Linked DNA regions of Mus musculus: all the other regions are linked to region 5. A link is a loop called in an ENCODE intact Hi-C map of the cell type or tissue named here. Cell type or tissue: heart. All regions are shown on one strand. Region 1 holds the start of n-TGgcc7 (a tRNA gene). Region 2 has its middle 5.7 kb from the start of Zkscan3. Region 3 holds the start of n-TTtgt4 (a tRNA gene). Region 4 holds the start of n-TRacg1 (a tRNA gene). Region 5 holds the start of n-TMcat15 (a tRNA gene). Region 6 holds the start of n-TAagc17 (a tRNA gene).

Region 1 (4,000 bases), 540 kb after region 5:
AGGTTCAGAGGTTCAGTCCATTATCATCAAGGCAGGAACGTGGCAGCATCCAGGCAGGCATGGTGCAGAAGGAGCTGAGAGTTCTACATCTTCATCTGAAGGCTGCTAGCAGAATTCTGACTTCCAGGCAGCTGAGGGTCTTAAAGCCCATGCCCACAGTGACACACCTATTCTAACAAGGCCACACCTCCTAATAGTGTCACTTCCTAGCCAAGCATATTCAAATCATGTCATGGGGCCATCTTATGGCTCCCATTCAGCCTATTTCTGTTTGTGCAAGCACATTTTTACTGTCCATTGCTGCCTATACTTCAGTAAATATAATCCTAAAGAGAGGGTTCTCCCTGGGTCTTTAAATGGTCTACCTCTAAGTTCCCACAACATGTCGAAATTAGATCAAATCTATTTGTTATGGTTTTTGCTTAGTAACCTCTTTCCTTGATAGCGGTGTTATCTCCGTGCCTTAGGATCGACGGAAGAGGAATCACCTCCTTCGATGGGATTACATCAGAAAGAGCCAGCTGTGAGGACTTTAGATTAAAGGGTAGCACAATCATATCATACAGTGCTTCACTCAGGGTAGCTCATCTTGTTGCCTGGCTCATGCTTAAAGGGACTGAAGGTTAGTTAGTGAGCACTTTGTCCTGACCGATGACGAGGATAAGCAATTTAGCTCATCACATGTAAGACAAATAATGAGAATCTAGCTTTGTTGAACAAGAGGGGCACATGGCTGGAGAGATGGCACTCAAGAGATGAGTACATCCTTGATCATCTGAGTTCAGTCCTAAGATCCCAGGGGAGAAGGCAAGAATCAGCTTCCAACGGTTGTCCTATGATGTCCTATGGTGCAGGCCATGCCACATGCAGGCCATGGTACGCATGCACACACCACCACCACCACCACCACCACCACCACCAAATAGTGTAAATCTGCCAAAAAGAAAAGTAACATGTGCGTCCTAAATCCTCTGGTGGGGCAATGAGGAGACAGAAATGTTGCTTCTGAGGCCTCCACTTGGGGGTTTCTTTACCTGAGCCTCTAACTCCTTTTTACATGAGGGAAATTCCTTCTGCACAGATCTTATGATCGCAGTACTGTATGGCAGAAAACTCTTTCCTCTTTTGCAGGAGTCCTTTTTGTTCTTTGCAATAGCGATTTTGCATTAAAGTTTTTCCTAAATGTGGAGAGACCTTTTTGGACATCTTAAACATCTGGAAACCCTAAGAAACCTTCTGGGCAAAGATATCGTAACGCCATGGTCTCTCTTCCCAGCAATGTTTCCAGAGTCTCTCCTTCCTCAGTGTCTGTGGGTTTTGATTGATTAACAACATATAAATAAGAAACCCTTCATCAGGTATGCTGTGCATATTTTCTGCCTCTCTGTGGCTTGTTTTTAAATGTCTTAACAGAGCCTTTTGCTGAACAGGTTTTGCATTTTGATTCAATGCTGAATGCTCTTTCTCCTCTATGCTGAGATATCCCGATACATCAAAGACAGCAAACGATCTCCATTACTATTGTTACATTATTCCCAGAGGGCACGCTGAGATTTTCTTTGTCCACATCCAAGTCTTTCGAAGTTTGTTCTGACAACTCTTACCTCTTCTGTTAATCATCTTTGGTAACGCTCCAAGCCAAGTTTCCTGGGTCAAGCCTGGGTATGTTTATCTCCGGGTGCATTACTTAATTTAGGATTTTGAGCTTACATAGCTAAGAGGTTAGTTTGTTGGGGTTATTTTGATTGTGTGTTTTTATTTGTTTTTGTTTTTAATTTTCTTTCTCTTCCCTCTTCTCTCTATTCCTCCTTACTCACCACTGAGCTTCTCCGTCAGCTTCTGTCCCAACATATATGTGGAATCCTAAAGGTTTTTGGAAAGCATTTCGACACCCTTTCTACTTTTCCAGAAGTTTCTGTAGGGCTGCATATTTATATTCTCACCTGGGAAGGCCTGAAAGGAGGCCCCGGGCAAAACCAGATTTAGTATGCTCAAAAGAAATACCAGGTATGGCTTTTCTCACAATTTTATTTCGACATTTTATTTTTTAGATTTTCTGTTGATTAGGTTACAGCAGTCACATCTTGAATTTATTATACAAAATCATTTAACCCGAGTTCATTTTTATGTTTTTATGGAAGTCATGACTGTGCCTTTGGGGAAAAGTTATCCTTTATTGGCATTGCTAGACTCGATTTTCCTAAAGAACATTACAGAGTTACTTCTGAAAATGCAACCTTGACCTCCTAAGGCCGAATCCTCATTTCTAGCATCCGCCCCTCCGGTCTTCCGACTTCCGACCAGTAGGGAGCAGCACTGATCCGACATACCAGCGCGCGCATTGGGGTTCCTCTCTTCCCTTTCGTCTGCTCTTTTGCACCTTTCCGTTGGACTCTCTTCTCATTCCCTTAACTTTTCTTCATTGTCCTGCTCACGTTCCTTCAGGGTCCACCCAGATTCCTAAGCGATTTCTGAGAAACGCCTCCACTGAGGTGATATTCACATAATCCGTAGTGCCCTCCCCGGGTCTCAATACCCTTGATCCCCGGTACCACCCAAGTCTGTCAATCTTTCCACCTCCGAATGGAGACTTACGGTCTACTAGCTGGTGGCTTGCAAGTGCTTGGGACGCCCAGTGTTGCCGTAAATAAGGAAGAAACATTATTAATAGTTAACATTAAAAGTGTAAGATGATATTAATAACTATTTTAAAAAAGGTGATATTTTGAAATGGAATTTTCTCGTATGGGTAGTATAATTACTTGTACGATTAAAGTACAAACTACCGGAGCATTGGTGGTTCAGTGGTAGAATTCTCGCCTGCCACGCGGGAGGCCCGGGTTCGATTCCCGGCCAATGCAGGTCTCGTTTTCCTTTTTTCTAAATCATGTATTCGAAATACAATCTGTCTTAGAATCATTCGTTTTTCCTACTTAAATTTCAATTACTCGTACATAGTAATCATATTTTAAATAAAATCGTTCTTTCAAATGAAAGGGACTAGTAGGTTAGTGACAAACTATTTTCTTAAAGAAACATTGAATTTCATTTATCTATTTAAAATAAAATCCTTCGGAGCTCATTTTGCTATATGTAAATCACCAATTAAATCAGCTAATCACTACACATTGGAAAAAGCTGTCAGAAGACAGTGTTCACATCGAACTATACAAGTGTGATTTCAAAGAACACCTAGGCAGCTCTAGCAGAGTGGCGCAGCGGAAGCGTGCTGGGCCCATAACCCAGAGGTCGATGGATCGAAACCATCCTCTGCTAAGGTGCAGCTTTTTTTTTTCCTCGTCACACAAAACCAAAGTTTTATTCACTTTCTATTTGCTTGCAGAAACCGAAAGTAATAACTAATTAAAGCATGCTGCGCACAATATTTCTTCGAGATGAAGATGAAAACATCTCGAAGCGCGCTTTCAATTAGCTGAGGGATGGTAAACAGACTCGGAGGTGGTAAACCCAGGTGCAGAAGTAGCATGTCTGTGCGCCTCTAAACTGCATACTACGAATGTCCCGTTCAAAGAGACTACTTATAGCCAGCTCGGTTTAAGAGTGTCTGTGAAAGTTACATGGAGTAGCCTTTTCCACCTGCTCCGTTTTCCTCCTTGGCGCGTATCACCACCAGCTCAGTATGGTGTGTTTTATTCCTTGATTTCTTTAGAGCTCTGGAGATTTCCCAACTTGAGAATTTTTTCTATACAGGAGTATAAAGTCTGTGTGGAACAATAGTCGCTTGGTGGAGAATTGAGTGTCGTCCCTGGTGAGGTCTTGAGAAGGAAAGGCCACACGCCAGCCCTACTTCCTTTCCACAGTCAATATCTGGAAAAAAAACTGACATCTTATCCGTTATAGTCAATCTCTATCGAGCTGAGATATCCCGATACATCAAAGACAGCAAACGATCCCCATTACTATTGTTACATTATTCCCAGAGGGCACGCTGAGATTTTCTTTGTCCACATTCAAGTCTTTCGAAGTTTGTTCTGACAAC
Region 2 (4,000 bases), 240 kb after region 5:
AACCTTTAGCACAAGACTGTATTAAACAGACTTTGAATAATTAATAAAATTTAAAAATCAACTAATAGCATAAACTTGTAATTTCCATATTTGGGAAGCAGAGGCAGGAGTATCAGGAGTTCAAGGCCATCTTGGGCTGAAAAGTGAGTTTGAGGTCAGACTGAACTAACTATATGACAGTCTGTTTCAAGGGCACAAAGACATCAGCGTTAGCTTCTGACTCGTGTTGTCTGCTCTCTTCTCTAGTTCTGTGGTTACTACCTTGATCCCCGCTTACACTGCTTTCATTAAGGACTTCATTGCAGTTTTTTACTGATCCCCCTGCTCCCATTCTTACTTCCTTATAGTCTGTTTTCCAAAAAGCTGCTACAATAACATTTCTGGGTGGGAATTTAATCATATTACCTAGATTCCTCTCTGGGGGATACAGGAAAAGTAAGTGTTGGTGCTCTTTGCTGCACATTCTACTTTCTAGTCAGTCAGAATTGCTCAGTTTTTTAGATGCATCAAGTATCTCAACACAATCTTGCTTAAACATTTGAAGTATTGTTAAAGCACTTTTAATACTGTTAAAGCACCATTAAAATAATGATAGGGCTTTATTATTACCACTTCTTTTAATATTTTCAATCATATTGAGAGCTGGGACTATTTAACTCATTTATTAATAGCTGTTTTACTTGGTCCTAGCTACCCTGAGCAAGGCCTGTTAGCCACAGCCCATTGGTCTGAGCTAATGTCAGATCTATCTGCCTTAAGCACTTCAAGAATGCCTTAAGGAAGCTACATGTCAACTGCAGCTGCTTGCTCAGAAGGCACTCTCCCAATCCCAACGTTTCTGTTTGTGCAAGAACGTTTTAAGTACCACATGCTTTGGTGAACTCTGGGATCCATTTCCACACAGGCCAGAGGGAAAATGCTTTGTCTGGTGACCCAACAAAAGAACTGTACTGTAATCGGAGCAAAACAGTTTTTGAATCAAAAACAGCCCTGATGGGTACAAACACCTTTGCGTCATTCTAGCTCTTAAGCAGGCTGTTCAGCTTACTGTTTCCGGTCAATCAGGCAATCCTAACATCCTCTCAAGCATCCCCGTGGGATTTTCTGTTTGCAGGGCCCTCTTTCTCTGCTGTCCATGTCGTAGGACCATAACGGAGGACTTTCGGGTGCCATTTCAGGATCCGGGATAGGAAATTAGCAAAAGCCGGCCGTAAGTACTACTCTTAGTCTCACCTTTGTGGCTTTAACCTTGATGGGGAATGAGTATCATCAAGTTTTAGTCAGAAACTAGTTAAAGAGTTAACATATCCGTATGCAGAGCTGAGCAGGAACCTGCTTTAGAGACATACAAAAGGAAGGCAGAAACGGCAGGCTTTTCCGTTGATTTAGTTTCCGTGTGGGTCCAGGTGGAGCCTACTTCTCAGCAAGGCAGTTGCTAACTCACCTGCCAGGCACACACAGGATTTTCTACTCTAGCCGAATCACAAGTTTTTGTTTTAACTCATTTCACACTGCAATTGCTTGCTCACATACTTGTCTTCTTCCACAGCTTCTTCCTAATGCTGAGACCCTTTAATAAAGTTCCTCATGCTGTGGTGACCCCCCTCCCCCAACCACAAAGTTATTTTGTCGATATTTCATCATTTTGCTACTGTGATGAATCATAATGTAAATATCTGATATGCAGGCTATCTGATAGGGTACCCCAGTGAAAAGGTCGTTGGCTCTCCAAAAGTGTTGCAGCCCACGGGTTGAGAATCCATATTCTATAGTATGAACCCACAAGAGAAATACAGGAGGCTCTAGGAGGGAAGGCAAAAACAAAACAAAAGCAATGCCCGAAGACGAACAAATTTACGTTTTCGCCGCCTCTCTTCTCTCTTTACACTGTCAATTTAGAGTCAAGGCTGGGAACAGATCTGACCTGAGGAGGAATACAGGCTGGGAACTAGCAGTCACTTCCAGTCCCACAGTTTTTGTTTTCGTGCCCCTACCAGCGCGCCCTACAAACTCAGCCTCCAATGGTGGGGTAGCGATTTGGGCCTAAGCTTGACAGCCTTGCGTCATCGAAGCTCAGTTATCTCATAATTCCCCGAGAAAAGCTGCTTTTAGAAAGAGGGAGGGAAGGAAGGCTTAATTTGGCTCCTGGCCTCAGGACCGATGACGCACTTCCTGTCTTTGACGGGGACAGCTGTTAGGGACCTGGGAAGTTGAGTCCAGCGGGCTTTGCCGACTCTCCGCTTTCCAGGAGATTTAAAGTCCTTATTTGGAAAAGGGGTGGGGGTGGGGGTGTCAATTGCGCCGGCGCGATCCAACCCTGATTCCGGGCTCCGAGTCTGGGTGAAATCTGGAGGATGCTGGATCTTCCTGGCTCAAACCCAGTCCTGAGACACCTGAGACAGTTATAGTCCTTGATGATTAATTGATTGTGCTGAGAGTGGAACCCAGGGCATCTTCTTAGAGTAGGCAAGCATTCTACCGCCAAACCGGATCTCCAGCCCTTATTTCTATTTTATGATGTTGGGTATTGAAACCAGGGACATGCTAAGCACCTTTCTAAACAGTGAGACCGTTCTACCAGTGAGCTAGACCTTTAGCCATACTATCACTCTTTTCTCATAAGCGGAAACACGGGCAGCATTTGTTTCATATAATTTTCTTTATTGTAAAATAAACTACAAGTATCATGACATGTCATCCCCCAGTATATTTTTAAAAGAATTATTAATTTTTATTTATGTGGTTGAGTGTTTTCATCTGTGCACTGTGTGCTGCCTGGTGCCCACGGAGGCCGGAAAGTGTAGGGTACCCTGAAACTAGTGTTACAGACGTTTTGTAAGCAGTCACATGGGTGCTGAGCATGGTGTCCTCTGCAAGTACCACTGAGCAAGCTCTCCAGACTTTAACGCATGTCTACGGACATTTCCCTACATTCATCATATCATTAGCAGACACAATTAGAAGCAAGAGCGTTCCCTAATACTATCTGATACCTAGTTTACATTCAAATTCCCTCTGTCAGATTTCTTTTACAATTAATTTATTCCAATTCGGATGCAATTGTAGGCCACTTGTATGTAGTTTTAAAATCTCCTTCACTTATAACTCTACCCCTCTCCCCATTCTTCCCATTCCATCAGCTTGTGGAAGAGCCATTGGCTTGTCTGTATATTATCATCTTAATAGATTTGCTTTGAGTCTTCCTTCAGGGTATTTAAGTTATTCCTCTATTTCCTTGTAATTGTGACCCAGTATACTTTGGGGATTGTGTTGCAACATAGGTGATTGACATTATTGTTTTTCCATTATTGCTAAGTACGCCAAAGCTAATGAGAAAATGTTCTTATACTTTTCTGGTTTTAGTTCACTCTGGGAAGACTATGGGAACACATCAAACTGCAGTTGTTTTGCTGCCTGACACACAGTGGGCACTTAGTAAATACTTATGAAATGGTTTCTTTGTGGATTACAGGTAATCCATAGCAACTGGATGTTAAATGTAGGAAGGATCTTTCTAGTTTTTACAGGAATAGACCTTGAAAACACCTTCTAAGCTACAACATTTCCTTGTGTGCATTAGAATTGTATCCAGGAGTCTTAAGCTAGTCCCAGTTCCAGAAACATCTATTGAATGAGGGCAGTGCATTTGTTTCTTCCTTCAGTTGTATCAGTTTTTCAAAACTGTATCTTTTAGTCGCTTTACTTAAGTGGAAGTCTTTCTGGATGAATTGCGATAGCTTAGGTTCTTAACTTTCTCTCAACTCTTTCCAACTCTTTCTGGCTTGCTTCCACTCTGGCTTTTGTTCTCATTGTTTCCACGCAGTAGCAGAACTTCTCAATACACAAATACAGTCTGGCACTTTCTTTTTTAAAGTCTTTAGAATTTCCCTGATCATTTATAAAATCCAAGCTCTCGTGTTTTTAATGTCTTCCCAGCCTACTGCTTTGTCACTTTCCTCTCCTCCCATGGTCAGAGACGTTCTAGTGTCCTTTCATTCCT
Region 3 (4,000 bases), 100 kb after region 5:
CCTCAGTGATGGACTGTTACCTGGAAATATAAGCTGAAATGAACCCTTTCCTCCTCAAGTTGTATTGTTTGTGATGTTTCATCACATCAGTAGAAAGTGTACCTAAGACAGCTCAGACTGGTAGGTACCTGCTAACTCGAGCCAGCAGCCCCTGGGCTGAAAAGGCAGAGGCAGAAAGGCTGCTAGAAATTTGAGGCAATCCAGGGTTACATAGCAAGACCCTGTCTTAAAGTAATAAAGAAATAAAGTAATAACGTTAAAAATAAGTAAGAACGAATGGCCTACAGTTATACAGACCACTATGGATTAAGTTTAAGATGTGTAATTTTTTGAAAAGTCAGGTTGTAGGAGGATACAAAAGTATTGTTTCTTTTATATATGAACTGTAAATGGCGGCATAGATTAGAGATTCTATAGAATAGAAACTTAAAGAGAAAGCACTCACAATGCGGTTGCAGAATTTTGAAGAGACCTTAGCAGAGTAGAGGGAGAAGGATGGCCATTGGCAGAGCCACTAAGTCTGTACTCTGCTCATAGGATGGGTGATGTCTACAGGGAGTTTATCCATGCACCGTGTTGAGGGACTTGCACATGTATTCTGTTATGTGATCCCAATGTTTAAAATTTAAGTGACTCAGTTAATCTTTTGTTCAGAGCTAACAGGAAGTATCTCGAAAGCCAAACAGATAAGGAAAGGGGATATCATAGAAGAATTACAGTAACGGAGGAAAGACTGAAGAGTTCTGTCACCTGCTCATGAGAGAGGGCAGAGAACAGGTGATCGCTAGATCAATGGTAAGAATATTCTGGATCTGATAACAAGTCCTGACTCTTCCTGTTACAAAACAATTCCAAAGCAAGAGAGATAAAACTAAACATACAAACACAACTCTCTGTGGCAAAGAGATAAAGAGAAACAGCGAACAGCAAGTGATTTAGGGCAGAATGAAGTGTTTTAGAATCTTCATGAGAGACTTTTATTGAAACAACTGCCTCCAAAAGCGTCTTATTTATTCTGTGGGACTCCCTGGGACCATGGAGATCAGTGACTTGGTCATATTAGGTTGATTGTCTTTCTTTCTCTCTTTCTCTCTCTTTCTCTCTTTCTCTATCTTTCCTTTCTTCCTTTCTTTCTCTTTCTTTCTCTTTCTTCCTTTCTTTCTTCCTTTCTTTCTCTTTCTTTCTTCCTTTCTTTCTTCCTTTCTTCCTTCCTTCCTTCCTTCCTTTCTCTCTCTCTCTCTCTCTCTCTCTCTCTCTCTCTCTCTTTCTTTCTTTCTTTCTTTCTTTCTTTCTTTCTTTCTTTCTTTCTTTCTTTCTTTCTTATAGCTTTGTCAAAGTATTTTTCCACTTGAGTTTCTGCAGCAGTCGTTGAAGAAACCTCCACAGGGCTACAGAGCGAGGTCCCATACTCCCGGCCTCAGCCTCCTGACTGCTGGGATTATAGATAAACAACACCATCATCTGCAGAATTCAGTTTACCTTTATAAAATGGATGCTCGAGTGTTCAATAGTACAAGTTTAAAAAAATCACAACACCTAGCGTTTTCAACACACACAGGGAGAGAACACAGGAAAGAAATACCAACAATGCATTTTTCTGAGTTTTGCACATAGAACCCCCGGCTGCTCGTTGGAGTAGACCATTGCCAGAGCGTTTGCTGCCTCTTCCTGGGTGAGATTACTCTTCCCACCGCACTACAGTCGGCTGAGCCAGTTAGACTCATGCTGGGATAAAGAAATGTAAGCCGCATTGATGGATGGAAACGTAAGCCGCAGTGTTGGATGGAAACTGTGGACTATCCTCATTCTGTCCTGCTGTAAGCAACCCTTTGGGTCCCTCTGGTGACCACTTGAAAGTTACTGTGCGTTTATCGTTATCCTAATTCTGAAAATATGGCCTTCCTATACATTAGCTGACTTGATGAAGGGGGTCACATAATCTTGGGTTGTAAGAGTAATTAGGGGATTTTTAGAATGAAAAAATACGTCAGGATTTAAATAAGTAACCAGCCGAATTTTCCCAACGTTTGAAGACAGACGGTGTTACGGCTCACCCCTGTAACCCCAGCGCTCGGGACAGAAGAATTGCCCTGAATTGAAGGCGAGTCTGTGCTACAAAATTGAGATCGTATCTCAAACAAAACAAGGTGAAAAGAAGTTAATTAGTTAAATGCAAACAACCGCGATCAAAGGGGGAAATGATAGTAAATGTCCCCCTGGTTCCAAAGACTCTGGTGCGAGGATTCAGAAGTCAGAAAGTGGGTTTCTGCAGGCAAGAGACCCGTCCTGTGCCGTGTCCCTCTCCTTTCCCCGACTCGTTCAGTGGGAGCAGGGACCCTGTGCGATAGGAATCGAATGAAGGCTGAGCACTTTCACAGACAATTGATATTCTTTGTCTTTTCGAGAGCGTTCCACGTGAGCAATACACAATAAATTTAAATTAAATATACAGTTATAAAAAACCCTCAAACCCCCAAAACACTTAAACATACAATTAAATTACTTTAAAAATAAATGAACAAAATGACCCTTAGAAATTAAATAGAGGTATGTTTTCAGGCTTGGTACAGCAGTTGGCTCCATGGCTTAGTTGGTTAAAGCGCCTGTCTTGTAAACAGGAGATCCTGGGTTCGAATCCCAGTGGGGCCTATCTTTTTTCCTTTGTGGAGCATTTTGTCTTGTGGATGAAGACAATACTCTCCGTAAGGTGCCGTCCTCCCTCTTGAAAATGGCGGGACAACAAAGAATATGCCTAAACTTCCGCAAACCCTCTTCTCGTTCCAAATGAATAAATTTTACAAAAATAAAAAGAGCGAGAAGCCAAACGTGGACCAAGAGAATTTCCAGGAGCGTTTGATGCCTGGGCCCTCCGTGCGTACAACGGCCCAGCAGCGGGAGATAGGGGACATAGGACACCTCAGTTGGTGTCCCAGAACAGAAAAAGTCTGTTGACGGCCTGGAAGCTGCTTGTGGGACTCGGCGACTCTAGCGGGTTTCAGGGAACTTCTGTCCAACCATCAATTATAACAATTTGGAAAGAGCCCAATTCTGGACCGCTAGCGGCTCCTTAAGCGGGGTTGCCGCGGTTTGTTGAGTGAATGAGTGAGAGAATTGATGTCTCCTATCTCTGTGCTTTTTACCTTTCGGGTCAAAGGCAGGTCTCTCCGCCTCTTTTCAGCTTCTTTCGATTCTCTAGTTTGCTTTGAGATTCAGTAGTGGGTTTGGGTCTACGTCACCTGGGGTCTTAACGGGGTGTGTGTGTGTGGGGGGGGGGGTGGTGGTGGTGGTGGTGGTGGGGATTAAGGAATCGTTAGTCTAAGCTAGTTGCACAGCGCTGGTGCAGAAGGGGTCGCAAGTGCAAAAGAGGTCACAAGTTCCTTTTTCCAAAACTTCCATCAGCGGGCGAGGGGAGCCCACCTCCCCCACCCATTCGGCTTCCTACCCACTTGGCTTTCTGCCCCTGCTGTAGAAATGCAGGGATGCTTTCTTTTAAGAAATGGATGTTCCTTGTTTGTTTGTTTGTTTTTGAGATAGGGTCTCTGTGTAGCCCTGGCTGCCCTACTCAGAGTTCCTCCAGCCTTTGCTTCAAGCGTTACGATTAAAGGTGCGGGCCACCATATCTGGCAAGGGAATTTTCTTTTTAATAACGATCGTCTAACAAGAGCAATGGAACAATCTTATAGTAATGGTATTTTTATTTTCTCACAACACTGAGTGAAAAAATAGCAACTCAGGATAATCACGTATTCTAGCATGACTTTCCTTCTGTACATTTAAAGACCACCTTTTCTATTGCTTATGGATTCGAATATGCTTAGCAGAGCAGAAAATGTGGACATGAAGGTGAGCAAAGACCTGGTTGGAGAATGCTTCTGCGGAGACAGCACTGTGGAGTTTAATCAGACTTCTGGGCTGAGTTTACATCGCGGTGAATACAAAGCCAAGAAGCACTCCAAGAGACACGGAAGAAGAAACTGACTTATTACAGTACGAAAAGAAA
Region 4 (4,000 bases), 850 kb after region 5:
TAGTCTCAGGAATAGATCAGTAGCCAAATAAAGGAATAGACGTTGGGGGCTAGCTTTAGGAATGTAATCTAATGGTTTAGCAAGGGAGAGGGAGGGAGAGGGAAAAGGCAAAACCTACTAGCACCACCGTTTGCCATGCTTGGGCCTGTTAGAGAGCCCTTCACTTAGAGTCAGCACGTCATTATAATTGTAAAATACAGAGTTGTATCTCCCTGGGAAGCTAGCTGTCCTGTCCTCTTTCCGGGGGAGCTCATCTTTATTTTCCAAGTGTGGGCGAAATCACATGTTCATGAGCTCAGGTTCCATTTCTGCCCGGATGCCTTTCTTTGGATTTCAGAGTATATTAGGTACGAGGATACCTCAGCTCATATATGGTTCAAGAAATTAATTATGCATCACTCAATAATCTGCACTCCTTAAGTTAGGGGGCACTCCAGGTTTCAACACAGCGCTGTGTGTACGTGCAGTGGATAACGAAAATTATCGCAGTTTCAAGGTCAGTCGGCCAGGTCATTTTGTTGGATTTGCAGGCACCTTAGCCCGAAGAAAACGGACATGGAGGGGGAGGTGATGAGCGAGACACCCCGAAATAGCCCAAGTGCCTTGAGGAGGACGGAATAGCTACGTTTAACGACGCTACGCATAAACTACTCTCGTGGTGGAATCTGTGGGTTAGTGATGGTTCTCCACGAGAAAGACGAGGAAATCCAAGGTGCTCTCTTTTCACGCCGTCTATCTCAATTGAGCTTGGAGTAGACGCAGTCTGGGCGCGGTGTAACGTCATTCTTTTAATTCCAGCACGGCTTGAAACTCAAACTATCCGATCTGAGTAAGATATAGAGAATAGGGTGAGGATCTCAATTTACTTTTAATTTAATTTAATCTGTGTTCCTTCCGGGTTTCGCCTTGACGACCCCTTCCCTTCTCCATGTCTCAAACCTCGCGTCCTGGAAAACTTAAGAATGTAGGTCCACCTGCTCAAACACTGTCCCAAAGCTGCACTTCCCGGCCTTCCTCTACTCTCTAACTCTAAATTTTATCTGGATTTTTGTTTAGTATCGGTTTCAAATATGTAAGTTTCTCAGCCCGCTTTCTCGAGTCAGTCTCTGTCCCTACTCTCACCACTCCCGGAAGTGCTCAGAGACAGAAGTATAGCCAACTGTGGAGCCCGGCTCCGGGCGGGGACGGGTGGTTGCGGATGAGCCAATAAAATATTGATCAATTTTTAGTTTTTTCCTCTGATACTCTGATTTTCAAAAAAGTTCAGCCTTTTAAACTGTTCAATTTACTGGTTTTTCGTGTACATGTGTTACAACGCCGTCGTTGTTTCCTGACTTCAAAATTATCTTTCTCCATCACCTGGCAACCGGTGATACATCCTAACTCTAGGTTTGGTGGTCTGGACAATTCATTTTAATTACAACATGCAGTACTGACTTCTTTTCCTCAACACAGTGTTTTCCACATACCCTATTGGGTGATGTCTATAGATAGTCCTTTTCTGTTTGTATGCTGTTCACTGACATACAAGACAAAGATATAGTAAGAGTCAGATTTTCAAGACTTAATATGTTTTTCTTACGGATCTGAATACAAGAAAGTTTCTCCTTTGTATTAAAAAGAGACATGGTCGAGCCAGCCAGGAGTCGAACCTAGAATCTTCTGATCCGTAGTCAGACGCGTTATCCATTGCGCCACTGGCCCGCCACAGGGATGAAGTTCTACTCTAGTTATTATTAGCTGTAACCTTAAATTAATTATAGCCCTAGTTTCAAGCTAAGTAAATTCAACAAATGTTTGATTTGAACAATTTAAACCACTTGTGTTACAGAAACTCGTCTTTTCACCTTGCAATTTCCATTACTAACACACGCAGTTGGTTCCTCTGACATGAAACAACCCCTACTGCCAGCCCGTTGACAGAATAATAGAGTAAAACAAAAATCCACTCTTTCCTCTTCTTCCTTCTTTCCCCACCTCTTTCTTTAAATTTTTATGTTTACAAATAGTATCGTTCTGTAGCCCTGACTGGCAGTTCTTCTGCCTCAGCCTCCTGGAGTTCTGGAATTACAGGTGTGCATCACAAAGTTAAGTATTTTACGTTTTACGATCTCAATTCGTGCAGCAATTTGAAAGCCCAGAGTGCAGTTGAAAATTAAGCTGAGTCAGAAGTGGTGGCAAGCCTTTAGATCCCAGCATTCCGGATTTACCTAGAGAGCTGTCTTTAAAATATAAAAGAAGTTCGACTGAATACTACTTAAGTGTACAATGTGAGCGAAAACACTTAAAAAAGTAAGAAGAGACAAAGGTTTTCTGGTGCACCTCGGGGTCAGCCTGTATGCTGAATGCCGCGCAGTGCTACTGTGTAGCGTCCAAACTGCTCAGTGTATCCTCCCTTTAACTCATTTCCACCTGCCTGGCATATCAGATGAACTCTGGAATTCTACTCCGTTTTTGTTCCCAACAGCTTTTTCCCCCCCTTTGGTTTTGGATTTTTTGTTTCTTCTTTTAAATACTACGGAACTGTAACTATTTAAAGTAACCATTTGCCCTTCCTCTGCTCGCTTTCCCTCCCCTCTTCTCCCCTTCCTTACCCAACCCCTCCTCTCCCTTTCCCTCCCCGCCTTCTTCTCTCCTCTTTTTCTTTCCTTTCGTTTTTGTTTTATTTTGTTTTTCGAGAGTTTCTCTGTGTTGGCCCGGCTGTCTGGAAACTCGCTTCGTAGACTAGGCAGTCCTCCTGCTTCTGCCTTTCAAGTGCTGGGATTAAAGACGACCGGTGGCATTTCTGATGTAATCACAGAAAGTTTAAAAAAAAAAAAAAAGAAGTGAGCACAGGAATAAAACACACCTAATTTTTCTTAAGTTTGACCACACTTCCACAGAAAGCTGTGTCTGAAGCTTTCTTACGCTGTGAGCAGGATTTGAACCTGCGCGGGAAGAACCCATTGGATTTCGAGTCCAACGCCTTAACCACTCGGCCATCACAGCTAACCAGAGCTTGGCTTGTATTATGTCATTTATATATTAAACAAATAATTAAAAAAGATTCTTTGAAGGCAAAATACATACTCTGAAGGCACTAGACACTATAATACCATCAACGCCAGAGACTCCCATCTATTAGGAAGTTTCCTTTCAGCAATACACAAAAGGCAATCACTTCATCAAACCCTAACCAGATCTCTTCCCCAAGTCTTACTCAAGTTCACTCTATCCCTGTAGGCTTTTTAAAGGGAGAACAATATTCCAGCATACCAGAATCTCTGGTTTTAGTCTTTCTTTCCCACTTCCGGTTTTTATAGATTACCGAGTTTTTATTCATAGATGTGGCGGGGGCTAGAATCTGAGTTAGTTGTATGTTCATTTACAATCTTAAGATTGTTTTCTCCACACAACTCGAGAAGCACTGCTCTCAGTGAATTTGGCAAGTTCTATCCATACTCAAAATTTATGCACCTTTTGAGGCAGTATTTCTACAAATGTGCAGGATATGTTTGTACATGTGAGTCAAGCTCATTCTCTTCTGAATATGCAGGATTGGAAAAACACATCAGCAAATACGAGTTTTTAAAAAATAATTCTCTCATTAGTGTTAAACAATTTAGAATAATATAAGCTGGTACAATTTTGGAAACACACACATACATCTAAATATGCACATTTAAGAGTTGGCTGTAGTTATACACCTGTAATTCTAGCACTGGGGAGGTGGAGGCAGGAAGAGCATAAATTTTAGGAAATCCTCCATTACATAGTAAGTTAGAGGCCAACATGGGCTTCATGAGACCCTGGCTCAAAAAAGAAAAGAGAAAATGAGAATATGAGATGTGTTTGTGCACATCTGCCTTTAATATAAAATCAAAGTGAGATCAAAGTGTTTTGAGTACTACCATAGGAGTAAATACATGGGAGATCAGACATATATATTTATAAAAATCACTCCAAGAGCTGGGCATAATGGCACACATCTTTAATCCTGGCACTTGGGAGAACATGGTAA
Region 5 (4,000 bases):
AAGGTTTAATGTATTAAAAAAAAAATAAAAGCTGAGGTTGCCCCCTCTGAGGTTCGAACTCAGGACCTTCAGATTATGAGACTGACGCGCTGCCTACTGCGCTAAGGAGGCACCCGTTGTCAGAGTTTCCGTAATCACGTATTCCTGCTGTTACTAGCGCTGGTTTTTTTTTAACGTTTCATAGTTGTAGTTTCTTAGTGATGATATGATAGCACCTAAAAGAGCTTTTGCTGCGAAGCCTCATGATACAACGCCAGAACAGAGCCTGCGCTTCTGCATTAGCGCATAGAGTGCACAATGAAAGCTCGCTGCAGAGAGCCGCGTGCAAAGGAGTCTGGACTGTTATGGATCCTCCAGAAAGACGAGACGTAAGCAGCCCTCGACGGGGGTAGCGTGGCCGAGCGGTCTAAGGCGCTGGATTAAGGCTCCAGTCTCTTCGGGGGCGTGGGTTCGAATCCCACCGCTGCCAACCGGTTTTTTTTTTTTTTTTTTTTCTTTTAATGTTTTATTGCGACTAAGTGGAGGTTTTTTGCCATGGTTCAAAACTCTACATCAACGGTAGTGTGGCCGAGCGGTCTAAGGCGCTGGATTAAGGCTCCAGTCTCTTCGGGGGCGTGGGTTCGAATCCCACCACTGCCAACAGGTTACTTTTGTGCTCTCTATTGAACAGGACAGTTTTCAGTCGGTCCCTTACATCAGCTAGGATTCTTCTCTCCTAACTGATTGCTTCAACAGTTAATAAACCCGTAATTTGTGTGGTACTCACTCCCCTAATCTCTGCATGTCCACCACACAAAAGGCTCCAGCAACAGTTAACAGTTTTCTTTAATTCATTCAAGTTAAGAGACATTATTCCGCACCTACTATATATAGGCTAGGGCCTGACGACTCTAAAGTTCTTTCTTGTGGCCTTAGTCAACGAATGAAGGATGAATGTGGATCTTTCGCTTTCCTGGCGTCGACTTGCAACTAGAGACAGATCAGCCTAGGCCACGGAAGAAGTGGATTCTTTCCCAACCAGGAGACGGAAAACCACGTCTTCATCATCACTACAGTCTTCTCATTTCATTTTGAAGCCGAATCGCGCTCATCTGAGCTGTGTGTGTCTAAGAAATACCTTGCAAAGGAAAACAAAAATGATCAAAATATATTGTATGAAATGTTTTCAATAAAAGTAAATTAATTAACAATGGCATAAATGTCTTGCCTCGGTGCTGCCTCTTGCCCACCAGCTAGGGACTCCTTGATTTAGTGTTGCCCCTTAGAATTTCCTGGAGCCCTCGAACCTCCTTCTCAGTGGTAGGCCTCAACTCAGAAATTATCTTCTCATGAAGGCTTGCAACTCGGTGATTTTAATTGCACGCTGGAAAAGGAAAAGAAAGAGGGTGTCTACACTTTAGGAAGAGGAGAAGAAGGTGGGGGTGTCAGGAGAGAGGAAAAGAAAGAGGCAGGGAAGAGAAGGAGGAATAGAGTCCTTTAGACTCACAGAGTTGAGCCTGTGGCGTGCAGTGAAGGAAAAAAGAGACGTGCACAATCACACCCGCAAAGTCTAAAACTGGTCCACGGTCCTGACACAGTGAACCTTTGCTTCTTTCTCAAGACCACCTGTCTTGCTTTCCACGTTCACGCTGCACGCCCCGAGTGAACTTCAGCGGAGCCGCCAAGGCCGGATGGTGGGACTGTAGAGCAGGGAGGAAGGTTCCGCCGTCGCACCGGCTGCCTTGTGCTGAGGCAAAAGCATTTACAAGCTGCAGCTCCTGATTGCAGCTGACAGGATACTTTCTGACATGCAGTAGTTGCACATGACAAGTCTGTAGATACCGTGTGTGTGTGTGTGTGTGTGTGTGTGTGTGTGTGTGTGTACATATATATACACATGCACACACATATACATACATATGTATATACATACATAATACATACATACATACATACATACATACATACATACATACATACATACATACAGAGATAGAGAAATTCAATTTCTAATGGTTGGACTGCAAGACTAACTAACATCCAGTTTGCCTTTTGTAGTGGTGGGAAAAAATGCACAAATCGCAGGAACTGCTCTGAGTGCTGCCAGGCTCTGAGATGCAGAAGAACAGGACAGGAGGCGCTGTACAGACCACGTGGCCATTTCTGTGGTCCAGCACTGAAGACGAAATTTTTCTAGTGAAGAACTGAGTTGCTCCGATAAAAATACTACTAGATCAATTAGGAGGATAGACATTTCATTTAAAGTCTTGTTTCCCTTCCATTTGTAAACCAAACATGCGCTTGCAAAGAGCACGAGGACGTGACTTTAGATGCGCTGTGAAAGTAGATTGGAAACGGGGGTGGGGTGGGGAGGGGGGAACAGAGAAGGGAGAGAGAGTAAAGAAGTAGGGGATAAGAACGAAGTTTAATAACTTTTTTGTACTGATACGTCACAATTAGGCCCTTTTATTGGTGTGCTAACCAAGAAAATTAATTGGACAAAGAAAAAGAAAACAACAAACAATCCAGCAGGAAAAATAAATAAAAGAACCAAGGATAGAGCTGAGCCATTCATGAAAAAACAAACGAAACTTCTAGCTTGTTACTGTGAAACAAAAATTTGTAACAATTTCAAGTAACAGCTAAGTTCCTTTCCTCTTATAATGCATTTTTTTAATTCAGAATTTACAGATGGATAGTGTGGAAGGCAATCAAAAGGCGGTGGTTCCATGGTGTAATGGTTAGCACTCTGGACTCTGAATCCAGCGATCCGAGTTCAAATCTCGGTGGAACCTACTTTTTTTTTTTTTCCTTTGCTTTGTCTCATATGGTGAACAGTTTCAGGAAATTCCTGCATTTCTTCTATTCAATGAATAGTTCCTTTTGTATTCCAGCATTTGTCTCTTGATGGCCTTGATCTTGCTAAAGGTCAGGATATCTAACCCTGTCAATTCCACACTCAACTTTCAACTGTCATTGGAGTTGGTGCACATTTCCTACACCGTTCGCGCAAGATTCAAACAGCTCATGTAGTATATGGCTGCCACGAGCCTGTTTTCCAACAGGGGGTCCCAGTTCTGTGCGTTGATGGTTGGTGTCAAATGCACCTTTAGGGCTGAAGCACAGATCAGTGGGACAAGGTTCACGGAAGGTCTGGAGTAGGCTAGCATAGAAAATGAACAGATGAGTCTGTGAAAGAAAAATACAGCTGTCAGAAGTGGGATTCGAACCCACGCCTCCAGGGGAGACCAGAACCCTCAGAGCGAGGAAGCCATAGCTTGAGTCTGGCGCCTTAGACCACTCGGCCATCCTGACATGCCGCCTCCATAGCAATTAATGATTCTTTCAACTGTAATTAATGTGCATGGAAATATAACTAACTCCCTGTAAAGTTAACTAAATTATTTTTCTCTATTCTAAACATGGACAGAAAAAACCCTTTAGTGTTGTTTTTTGTTATTGGTTGGTTGGTTTGTTTGTTTGTTTGTTTGTTTTTCTCCAATCCTATCTGGAATTCGGCGTTTATCGCCTCGGTTCCTGGCCCTTCCAGAGTGCGACGGAATTCAGAAATCCTGAGGATCCTTGCAAGCTCAGGTCTGGCTCAGAGCCATTCATCCGGGTCACGAAGGAACAAGTAGCTCCAGCTGTTCCGAGATGGTGTGCACAAGCGCCCAGTTGGTGGAGCTTGCAGGGGTGGGAAGCTAAAGAGCAGACTAGATTAGCAAGTAAATCTAGTTTATGAACACTGGCTGCAGTGCAAACCAGAGAGTGGCAGAAGCCTGAGCTATGAAAAGTAACTGCACAAGTACGAAAAAGCTGCAAGATCAAGGATTAAAGACTAGAAACACTGGAAGGAAAAAGTCAAGTGTAAGACGAGGAAATGTCAGTACAGAGCTCAGCTCAAATCCCAGGTCCTTTGCTGCCACAGACTTGCAGACCTGACCATCTTCAGGCAAATGCAGAGCTGCCCATTCTTGGAAATTGGTATCATAGTAAAACAAGACAGCTTTCCGAAGAAAGG
Region 6 (4,000 bases), 63 kb after region 5:
CCCTGACTGTCCTAGAACTCACTGTGACTATAAGGCTGGCCTTGAATTAATAGAGATGTACCAGCCTTTGCCTTCCAAATGCTGAAGGCAGGAGTCACTACACTGGGTTCCTCATGTCTTTTCATCTTGCTGGTGTTACTCACTTGGAGCATGATGTTAAAATCCAAGCCTACAGTCTATGCCTTTTAATTGGATTGTTTAATTCATTCATATTTAATAGAACTGGAACAGCTGGGTTTGTGCCATCATTTTCCCTTTCGGTTTTCTACATCTCATTTCTACTTCACTCTTCAAATCTTTTTTTAATAGTAAGTGAATACTTTCTAATACAGCACTTAGATTTTATTAATGATATATTCACAACATTTTTTAAAGCTTTCATTTAGGTGGCTTATTTATGTAGTTTACACTATACAAGTTCACAAATTGGGATTACCTTGTTTTATGAAAAATTAACTCCAGTTATATATGGGAAGGTCACACCTACAAAGCTCTAGGCTTTCTGCTCTTGTGATATTAATGTGATACTCATTGCATCTATCAGTTGTAAAGAAAAAATTATATTGGTATTATTAATTGACTTAGTACCTGTCACTTTCTTAGCCCAATTCTTCTTTGTTCTGGCGACATCCATTGTACTGTCATTGGCAAATGTTGCACACACATATTTCAGCCCTGTGTTATATTCTCAACCATGCATATCTTTATACGGTTGCATTATAAATCATTTAAGAGGAGAAATAAGAAAAGTACACTACTGTAATTTTATTATTACTATTATTAATTTTATGTCAGCACACGAATTAGTTAGGTTCGTTATTGCATTTTCATATCATTCACTACCTTCTCCATTGCTCCACCCCCTCTGGTTGGTCCTCTCCCTTCCTCTAAACAGCTCACTTTTCCACACTTATGTCATCTGTGATCACGTAATTATATATACCTATATCCTTTGTTCACATTAATTTATCATCAGGAGTCACAACTTTCGATCTGAAAAAAAAAACAAAAACAAACAAACAAACAAAACGCCTTTAGTTCTCTCTCTCCCTCTCTCCCTCTCTCCCTCACTTTCCCCGCTCCTCCTCTCTCATTTTTCAGTTTTGGAAACAGAGTCTCACGGTATAGTTCTGGTTTGTCTTGCAATTCTAGATAATCCTCCTGTCTCCACCCCAAGCGCTGGGATTACAGAGGAGGTACATCGTTCCGGGCTCTGCAATCATTTAAAATTAGGCGGCGGACAAGAGGGGAATAAAGTCGGACAAAAAGTATTCAACCTGGCTCTTTCCCGGGCTCAGGGAGGTGGATCCATGCACACAGAACCCAGAGCTTCGAAAAGCTGTTGGTTCGGACCCGGGAGCGCGCAGATGGTCAGATGCCAGGATTTGGCTTGATTTTCAAAAAAATCGGTGAAAATAATTATGGCCTTCGGCTTCTGTTCATACTTCCAAAACCTAGTAAAAGTCAGATTTCTGTCTTGAATGTATTCCCAAGAGCTTAGCTGTGTCGGGGGTGTAGCTCAGTGGTAGAGCGCGTGCTTAGCATGCACGAGGCCCCGGGTTCAATCCCCGGCACCTCCAGTGTTTTCAAGCCTCCATCTGCTCGCTTTTCTCCAACAAATATACTTACACTTTTCCTTGCTCGAAGAGAAAGTCAAACCCTTCCATACAATATTATGCTGCGGGACAAACAGCAAACCTTCACTTCACTTCACTGCTGCCGAGCCGATACCATCTCATAGCATCAGAAGAAGATGGAAAATCAAAATACAGCTAGGAACAGCGGTTCTCTCAGTCCAAAAACGGCAAGGTTCAGGTTCTGAAGGTAACGTGACCATCTACCTTCATTTCCAGGAAAGAAAAGGATCAATGGTAACAGGAGAATGGCACAGGTTCTCTAAATTTTCCTGTTGAAATAGCTGTTTTTACCGCATCGCCCTACAGTTCGGCACGTGGGTTCCCGGTTTGTTTTCAGATGATCCCTGGAATCCACTCACCTGAGACAGCAGCGCCGTCTGTCGGAGAGACGGTGTCGAGACCCTAGAGAGAAATCGCAATCTGGGTTAGCAGTGTACAAAAATTAGAACCGTATTTTAAATGGTAATCCAGGCCGATCCTTCGACATTAAAGTTTACGAGGCTTCCGTCTGAATGTACTTATAGATTAAGAAGATAGGAATCATGGATTTCTACGTCTGAATAATCTTCTTGCTCCTGTTCTCTTTGTTTTCTCACTTCGTGCTATTAAGATGTTTGTAATTTCTGAATCACTGTACACAGTTGAATATGTGATAATTATTTTCCTTTTAATTCAAAAAATTTGAAAATGTTGCAATTAACACTGATAGCTTATAATGTAAACCTGAACATTTGTGTCTTTGTTTTCAATTTTTAAATAAGATAAAAATCTGTGTTTGTTGCTTTTGTTCTCTCTACAATTCAAGAATGTTCATATTAACACTTTTAAGCTGTGAAAGATGCCGTTTTAATTTAGAATCTTTTGCAACTGTAATGGAAATATGAACTGAGGGATGAAGCTGGCCTGTAATGTCACCAGGGAGTTTTCAGAAATGCTCAAAAGACATGCATTCTCAGAATAAAGTGTCTTACCGTTCGGGGGTTTGGCTGTGAAGAGAGGGTAGAACTGCCGTTCAGAATCCAGGCTTTCTCTGACAGAGAAAATAGCCTGTTTTTTGCTCTGTTGATGCATTTGTACTCCTTCCCTTTTCTTGTTTCCAAAGTTGAGTTTCACAGCATCTCTTGCCACCACTGTGCCTGGAGAAAATGATTAGCAAGTTCCAGCCATGGGGACTGCACCAGTTTGCGTAGTGAAAGGAATATGATCAATATAGGAGGGAAAAGGCCCTGGTTACTGTCATTGTTTCTCTGTCTCCTGTTAGGGCTCTACATACATGGAATAGATTTCATGGGGCACATTTACCTCTGACATTTAAGGAAGAAGAAAAGAAGGGACAAAGTCCTAGACCATGTAAAGAGTTTGGGTATCTTTAAAAAATCCAGTTATGTTATGTCAATGGGTTTTTGTTTTAATCCCAGGTGTGGGATAAGAGGCTGCTTCAAAGCAGGTGATTATGATCTGTCTCATGCTCTAGTAGGGGCATAATTGTTGCTAGGTGGAAACAGTTTACATTTGGAATTCTGGGGACTGTGGAGAGGGGATAAATGCCAGAGAGGGACCTTGGCGATTCAAGAAGGCTGCTCCTCCTCCTCTTGTTGTAGTCTGCCAAATGGTTGTGAACAAAGAGACAAGAAGTTGGAGATATCCTGACATGAAGATTGGACTTGCCTCAAGGAACTCCAATGACTCTAATTAGCAGGAAGTAGTCTAAAGAGGTCTACACCCACTTTTTCCTCTAACTTTCCTCTTCTACCTAGTGTTGGGAGGTTGGAAGGAATTAGGGTAGAATAAGGCATGGAAGGGTGGTAGGTATAAGAACCCAATAAAATAGATTTAAAAATAGGGCCCACAGGTCTGCCTGAGGATAATACATACCATTGTGCCCAACTGAATTTTGATCCCAATGAGACACAGTTACCCAGTTCTGTTTATTTTAAGACTATCCTTCAACAGCCTCATCTTTTTTGTTTTGCTTTTTCCAGGAGAAATGAGAGGTTGAGAAGTTTTTGTAATTTCAGTTAACAGTTTGTTTGTGGTACTCAGACCCTCTAGGTACCACTAAGCCCCACTCTAGCTCAAGCCTTAGACAGTCTTGAAAGGAAAGGGTTATGGCTGTGTGAGGCCTACTGCTTCCCTGTGAGGGGTGGAAGTTGTGTGGATGTAAATGTCCTTAAGGCTATCCTAACATTCAAAATGCTGTGCTGTATTCTTTTTCAAAGGCATTTCCAATATTACCCATCCCAATTCAAGCTCTACTGACTAAAGTCTCCCACGGTGCCTGGTTCCATGATCTGAAGTCACAAGTGCCTCCTTACACCCAGTGATAAGAAGAAATTAAGCCAGGAATGGGGGCCCAAAGACTA

The links. Hi-C counts contacts between places; a loop is a spot of excess contacts. Peaks named below come from ENCODE experiments on the same cell type or tissue, not always from the same donor. Only the 100,000 strongest peaks of a DNase experiment are listed, where the experiment ranks them.
Region 1: a loop joins it to region 5, with 9 times the contacts of the local background. A loop is called at or near these places in 20 of 42 quality-filtered maps.
Region 2: a loop joins it to region 5, with 3 times the contacts of the local background. A loop is called at or near these places in 3 of 42 quality-filtered maps.
Region 3: it touches region 5 in a loop (3-fold over the local background); 17 of 42 quality-filtered maps call a loop at or near these places.
Region 4: it touches region 5 in a loop (4-fold over the local background); 19 of 42 quality-filtered maps call a loop at or near these places.
Region 6: a loop joins it to region 5, with 3 times the contacts of the local background. A loop is called at or near these places in 16 of 42 quality-filtered maps.

Annotation. Positions count from the first base shown.
Region 1 is chr13:21,707,790-21,711,789 of GRCm38, forward strand. n-TGgcc7 (a tRNA gene) reads left to right here and starts at 2,791; the gene lies at 2,791-2,861. It overlaps n-TMcat7 (a tRNA gene), which reads left to right and starts at 3,205; the gene lies at 3,205-3,276. In heart, a CTCF peak has its summit at 2,299 (motif pointing right); DNase peaks (open chromatin) are centred at 2,342 and 3,232; H3K4me3 peaks cover 1,973 bases; H3K27ac peaks cover 1,169 bases.
Region 2 is chr13:21,406,424-21,410,423 of GRCm38, forward strand. No RefSeq gene overlaps it. Among named protein-coding and RNA genes, the nearest start is that of Zkscan3, 5.7 kb to the left of the region's middle. In heart, no CTCF peak of the experiment used is centred here; DNase peaks (open chromatin) are centred at 1,138 and 2,188; H3K4me3 peaks cover 1,587 bases; H3K27ac peaks cover 1,888 bases.
Region 3 is chr13:21,273,381-21,277,380 of GRCm38, forward strand. n-TTtgt4 (a tRNA gene) reads left to right here and starts at 2,576; the gene lies at 2,576-2,649. In heart, a CTCF peak has its summit at 1,846 (motif pointing left); a DNase peak (open chromatin) is centred at 2,661; H3K4me3 peaks cover 2,712 bases; H3K27ac peaks cover 1,027 bases.
Region 4 is chr13:22,019,513-22,023,512 of GRCm38, forward strand. n-TRacg1 (a tRNA gene) reads right to left here and starts at 1,704; the gene lies at 1,632-1,704. n-TScga1 (a tRNA gene) reads right to left here and starts at 2,988; the gene lies at 2,907-2,988. In heart, no CTCF peak of the experiment used is centred here; DNase peaks (open chromatin) are centred at 1,159, 1,679 and 2,919; H3K4me3 peaks cover 3,402 bases; H3K27ac peaks cover 1,890 bases.
Region 5 is chr13:21,169,649-21,173,648 of GRCm38, forward strand. Gm32298 (a long non-coding RNA gene) reads left to right here. Exons shown (of 3, transcript XR_382107.1): 3 at 916-1,126. n-TMcat15 (a tRNA gene) reads right to left here and starts at 111; the gene lies at 39-111. n-TLaag7 (a tRNA gene) reads left to right here and starts at 388; the gene lies at 388-469. n-TLaag5 (a tRNA gene) reads left to right here and starts at 558; the gene lies at 558-639. It also overlaps n-TQctg7 and n-TLcaa4. In heart, a CTCF peak has its summit at 2,104; DNase peaks (open chromatin) are centred at 243, 3,133 and 3,613; H3K4me3 peaks cover 4,000 bases; H3K27ac peaks cover 1,668 bases.
Region 6 is chr13:21,232,537-21,236,536 of GRCm38, forward strand. It overlaps Gm32525 (a long non-coding RNA gene), which reads right to left. Exons shown (of 5, transcript XR_003950579.1): 2 at 2,609-2,773; 3 at 1,997-2,039; 4 at 1,576-1,841. n-TAagc17 (a tRNA gene) reads left to right here and starts at 1,509; the gene lies at 1,509-1,580. In heart, a CTCF peak has its summit at 2,028; DNase peaks (open chromatin) are centred at 1,535 and 2,005; H3K4me3 peaks cover 1,845 bases; H3K27ac peaks cover 369 bases.